Linked DNA regions of Homo sapiens: region 2 is linked to region 1. Evidence: chromatin loops called from intact Hi-C (ENCODE). Cell type or tissue: PC-9. All regions are shown on one strand. Links, peaks and the distances in the headings refer to the core of each region. The heading gives the core; the rest is flanking DNA.

What was found. Hi-C counts contacts between places; a loop is a spot of excess contacts. Peaks named below come from ENCODE experiments on the same cell type or tissue, not always from the same donor. Only the 100,000 strongest peaks of a DNase experiment are listed, where the experiment ranks them.
Region 2: a loop joins it to region 1, with 14 times the contacts of the local background. A loop is called at or near these places in 13 of 110 quality-filtered maps.

The regions. Positions count from the first base shown.
Region 1 is chr3:30,692,096-30,695,018 of GRCh38, forward strand. TGFBR2 (transforming growth factor beta receptor 2) reads left to right here. Exons shown (of 7, transcript NM_003242.6): 7 at 1-2,047. Among named protein-coding and RNA genes, the nearest start is that of TGFBR2, 87 kb to the left of the region's middle. In PC-9, for the core only: CTCF peaks have their summits at 1,620 (motif pointing left) and 1,824; a DNase peak (open chromatin) is centred at 1,556.
Region 2 is chr3:30,011,824-30,014,746 of GRCh38, forward strand. No RefSeq gene overlaps it. Among named protein-coding and RNA genes, the nearest start is that of RBMS3-AS1, 79 kb to the left of the region's middle. In PC-9, for the core only: CTCF peaks have their summits at 1,280 (motif pointing right) and 1,483; no DNase peak of the experiment used is centred there.

The sequences.
Region 1 (2,923 bases), core at 170-2,669:
TCTGACTGTAAAACAGTGAACTTTGCATGAGGAAAGAGGCTCCATGTCTCACAGCCAGCTATGACCACATTGCACTTGCTTTTGCAAAATAATCATTCCCTGCCTAGCACTTCTCTTCTGGCCATGGAACTAAGTACAGTGGCACTGTTTGAGGACCAGTGTTCCCGGGGTTCCTGTGTGCCCTTATTTCTCCTGGACTTTTCATTTAAGCTCCAAGCCCCAAATCTGGGGGGCTAGTTTAGAAACTCTCCCTCAACCTAGTTTAGAAACTCTACCCCATCTTTAATACCTTGAATGTTTTGAACCCCACTTTTTACCTTCATGGGTTGCAGAAAAATCAGAACAGATGTCCCCATCCATGCGATTGCCCCACCATCTACTAATGAAAAATTGTTCTTTTTTTCATCTTTCCCCTGCACTTATGTTACTATTCTCTGCTCCCAGCCTTCATCCTTTTCTAAAAAGGAGCAAATTCTCACTCTAGGCTTTATCGTGTTTACTTTTTCATTACACTTGACTTGATTTTCTAGTTTTCTATACAAACACCAATGGGTTCCATCTTTCTGGGCTCCTGATTGCTCAAGCACAGTTTGGCCTGATGAAGAGGATTTCAACTACACAATACTATCATTGTCAGGACTATGACCTCAGGCACTCTAAACATATGTTTTGTTTGGTCAGCACAGCGTTTCAAAAAGTGAAGCCACTTTATAAATATTTGGAGATTTTGCAGGAAAATCTGGATCCCCAGGTAAGGATAGCAGATGGTTTTCAGTTATCTCCAGTCCACGTTCACAAAATGTGAAGGTGTGGAGACACTTACAAAGCTGCCTCACTTCTCACTGTAAACATTAGCTCTTTCCACTGCCTACCTGGACCCCAGTCTAGGAATTAAATCTGCACCTAACCAAGGTCCCTTGTAAGAAATGTCCATTCAAGCAGTCATTCTCTGGGTATATAATATGATTTTGACTACCTTATCTGGTGTTAAGATTTGAAGTTGGCCTTTTATTGGACTAAAGGGGAACTCCTTTAAGGGTCTCAGTTAGCCCAAGTTTCTTTTGCTTATATGTTAATAGTTTTACCCTCTGCATTGGAGAGAGGAGTGCTTTACTCCAAGAAGCTTTCCTCATGGTTACCGTTCTCTCCATCATGCCAGCCTTCTCAACCTTTGCAGAAATTACTAGAGAGGATTTGAATGTGGGACACAAAGGTCCCATTTGCAGTTAGAAAATTTGTGTCCACAAGGACAAGAACAAAGTATGAGCTTTAAAACTCCATAGGAAACTTGTTAATCAACAAAGAAGTGTTAATGCTGCAAGTAATCTCTTTTTTAAAACTTTTTGAAGCTACTTATTTTCAGCCAAATAGGAATATTAGAGAGGGACTGGTAGTGAGAATATCAGCTCTGTTTGGATGGTGGAAGGTCTCATTTTATTGAGATTTTTAAGATACATGCAAAGGTTTGGAAATAGAACCTCTAGGCACCCTCCTCAGTGTGGGTGGGCTGAGAGTTAAAGACAGTGTGGCTGCAGTAGCATAGAGGCGCCTAGAAATTCCACTTGCACCGTAGGGCATGCTGATACCATCCCAATAGCTGTTGCCCATTGACCTCTAGTGGTGAGTTTCTAGAATACTGGTCCATTCATGAGATATTCAAGATTCAAGAGTATTCTCACTTCTGGGTTATCAGCATAAACTGGAATGTAGTGTCAGAGGATACTGTGGCTTGTTTTGTTTATGTTTTTTTTTCTTATTCAAGAAAAAAGACCAAGGAATAACATTCTGTAGTTCCTAAAAATACTGACTTTTTTCACTACTATACATAAAGGGAAAGTTTTATTCTTTTATGGAACACTTCAGCTGTACTCATGTATTAAAATAGGAATGTGAATGCTATATACTCTTTTTATATCAAAAGTCTCAAGCACTTATTTTTATTCTATGCATTGTTTGTCTTTTACATAAATAAAATGTTTATTAGATTGAATAAAGCAAAATACTCAGGTGAGCATCCTGCCTCCTGTTCCCATTCCTAGTAGCTAAATCCATTTGCCTCATTTGGTTATTTTGCAATTTATGCAGAAAACGTCACCAAGTAAATAATCTCCAACTTTTTCATACTGTCTTTCTCAACTGACAGTCTCACAGTCCTTAAAAAAAAAAAAAAAAAAAAAAAAAAGTCACAGAAGCTCAGTAATATGAGATGAAGCAGATGCTGCTCATGGCCTGCCTGCCATGCTGGCGTCCTGGCATGATGTCCCTCTGAATGCCCAGAAGACCTCTTCCCACAGTCTCAGGAGCTGCCTCTATCCACATGGCTGTTTCTTGCAGGGATTTTCACAGCCAGTGTTTCTACCGCTTCTTCTATTTTCTCTATTCCTCATACTAGCAAGCTGTTGGCTCTCTTCTTGACTCTTGTCATATTCCATGCTTCCCTTTTCTACCCAGATACCACATCCATTTGGTGCTTTTAATTGATTTACATGAATGGTGAGATGAATATGCCTTAGGAAATTGTCTCCTGGTCATTTCTTGTGACAAAGTGCACGAGATTTTCTGCCTGAACTTCATGCTACCTGTTTTGGAATCTGAGAGATTCTGTAGCTTCTTCTTAGTTATCGACTGGGTTCTAAATAGTTAATGTCATAGTGCCTGCACCAGGGTATTTCAACCTTAGCACTGCTGACTTATTTTTGCATTGGATAATTGTGTGTTGGGAGGGAGGGAAGCCGTCCTGTGCACTGTGGGATGTTTAGCAGTATCCCTCGCCTCCACCCACTAGATGCCAGTAGCACCCACCCCACAGCTGTGACAACCAAAAATTTCTCCAGACATTGCCAAATGTCCCCTGAAAGACAAAGTTCCTCTCAGTGGAGAATCACTGAGCTAGATGATGTGGTCCTACTGTGGGCCTTAGTTA
Region 2 (2,923 bases), core at 202-2,701, 680 kb before region 1:
ACAAAGATTTTTTTTTTTGAGACGGAGTCTCGCTCTGTCGCCCAGGCTGGAGTGCAGTGGCGCGATCTTGGCTCACTGCGAGCTCCGCCTCCCGGGATCACGCCATTCTCCTACAGGCGCCTGCCACCACGCCCGGCTAATTTTTTGTATTTTTTAGTAAAGACGGGGTTTCACCGTGTTAGGATGGTCTCGATCTCCTGACCTTGTGATTCACCCGCCTCGGCCTCCCAAAGTGCTGGGATTACAGGCGTGAGCCACTGTGTCCGGCCTGGAACAAAGATCTTGAACTTAGTTTTACCCACTGCCTTTGTTCTGTTTGGGCTGTTGTAACAAAATGTCTTGGATTGGGTAATTTATAAACAACGGAAATTCATTGCTCACAGTTTTGGAAGCTGGAAAGTCCAAGATCAAGGCACCAGTTTTGGGGTCTGGTGAGGGCCTGTTCCTCATAGATTGTGCTTTCTATGTGTCTTTACAAGGCTGAAGGGGCAAACAAGTTCTCACAGGCCTTTTCCATAAGGGCACTAATTCCTTTTATGAGGGCAGAGTCCTCATGAGCTAATCATGTCAAAAAGCCCCCACTTTTTAATACCATCACCTTAGGGGTATTTCAACATATGAATTTTTGGGAGACATAAACATTCAGAACACCACACCCATGTTCTATCAAAGCTTTCTTTTGATAGAAATTCTTTTTTGTTTATTTGTTTAGGATTAAAAAATAATAGTACTGCACCACCACCCAATATGCACAAAAATTTTGCTTCAAATTGCAAGACATTTTGGCATTTCCTAAAATGTACCTAGAGGTTTCTGGTGAAGAACCCTAGGTTACAAGGTATGAACACAGCAGAATGAAGACTAGGAAATGAAGAAACAAACTACATTTATTATGTGACCCTCGTACATAAAATAATCATGATTTTCTGATCTCATATCTATGCATTTTTTTACTGTCTAATAATTTATTTTCTCCAAGAAGAACAGAGTGAATTGTCAATTCTCAATAGTTCTAACAAGGTTTATGTTCCATTATGCCTTTTTTAATTGATGCTGATGAAGATAACATTTAACTGCTGCTTTCCAAAGGCAGTACAATGAAAATATAGCTCAAACTTAATCTCTGAGAATTTGATTATTTCTGGATTTTTTTAAGGAGTGACACTTTCAATAATGATAAAAGTCTCTCTAATATATCAAGAGACTGTATTTTTATTTAAATCTTTAGAAACAAAGGGAGATAGCTTTCTCACCCATGATCTTTAGGACGTTGTTAGGTTACTATTGTGGTAAAATGGTCACCAGGTGGCGCTGCTGTATTAGTCTCTAGTGGATTCCAAACCCAAATCCCAGGTTCTCTATTCCTACACAAAACCAGTAATGTGAGATAAGGCTGTTAAGAGAAAGAATCACTATTAACTGGGCACTCACTCTGTGCCAAGAGCTGCACCAAGTGCCCTCACATACTTGAGTTCATACAACTTTCACAAGAGTGCTCTGAGACAGGGATTGGAAAATTGTCCCCATTTCCCAGATGGGGCTTGGAGAGTTGGGCAACCTACCCATGGACCTATACTTAGGAAGGGCTAGAGAGTGCTTTAAAAATACATTCAAATTCTCAACCCCTGGCTTCAAAAATTTCTTCTGAAATGACTTTGGGAAATGCCAATGGGGAAGGCAGTTGTTTGTGTGTGTGTGTTCTTACTTGTTTGTTTTTAATCAGCATTTTTTTTTAATAGATTGCCTCACTTGGCCTGGGATTTGTGATTTCTGTAGAAGAAGGGCATTGGACACTTATTCTAATCACCTTAGTGACAAAACTCAACACAATTCACATTTTCTGTTCCAGAAATAACTTGCTGTTTCAATCTTTTCTGTATTTGAGTCTGTCTGATTTACTCTAGAAGGAAAGTACTTGTCTACCAAATAGATAGGTTTAACTTTTCATTGACTCATTCATTGAACAGTTTCTAGCAAATGGACCCTCCATAAATAATTTAATGATGCCAAAAGAGAGTAGGCATTCTTGTTTGTAAGGTATTGTATTCTAGTAAGTACCAGTTTGTGACATTTTGGTGTGAAATAAGATCAGAGAGTTTTGTGGGCAATATGTTTAACCCTTGCTGCTGCTTACTCCCTAGTTCAGCCCCTTAACAGAGTGTCTGTTATCTTTTTCCCAAGTGATCTGGGACATTTAATTCTTTTGACAGCAAGGAGAGTGGAATATGCCATTCTAAGTTGGACATAACTTTTCAAAGTTATAGGACTTGGCCATGTTTTCATGGTACAGGCAAAATCCACACACAGGATCAGCTAAGTACAAAAGCCAATGATTTTCCTCCTAATAATGCTGAATCTATTCATATGGCTTGAAGGAATGAATTGTTTGCCCAAAATAACTTTTCTATTACCTGGCATTTCACCATTATAACTTTATTCTTAGAGATAGATAACAAAATATTAGAAAAAATACCAGGCAAGCAGTGAAAAGAGCTTGGATTTTGACTTTAGGTATACCATCTGCAAAATATTTTTTCTTCCTTTCTGAATGTCAGGTTTTTTATGTCTCAAAATACATATCTTTTATTTCTCAGAATGATTATGATAAAACAGGCAATATATATATCATGTGTAAATGCTCTAAAAATTATCATCAATCAAGTGTTATGCATAATTTTAACTGTTTAGTTCTGATGTTTCTCTTTAAAGATGTTTTTATGAGGGTAACTCCTGAGAGTTAAAGACAAGATTAATATCTAAGAAGATGAAAGGAGGCAATGGTAGAACCAAGGTGACACTTAGCTACTTTGCAATGCTGCTCAGATTCTGGAGGACACAAATGCCAGGCTTGAAGCCACCAGCTTCCAGGCCACAAGAACAAGAGAACACAGAAACATAGCTGCTGGTTGAGCTAAATTCACCC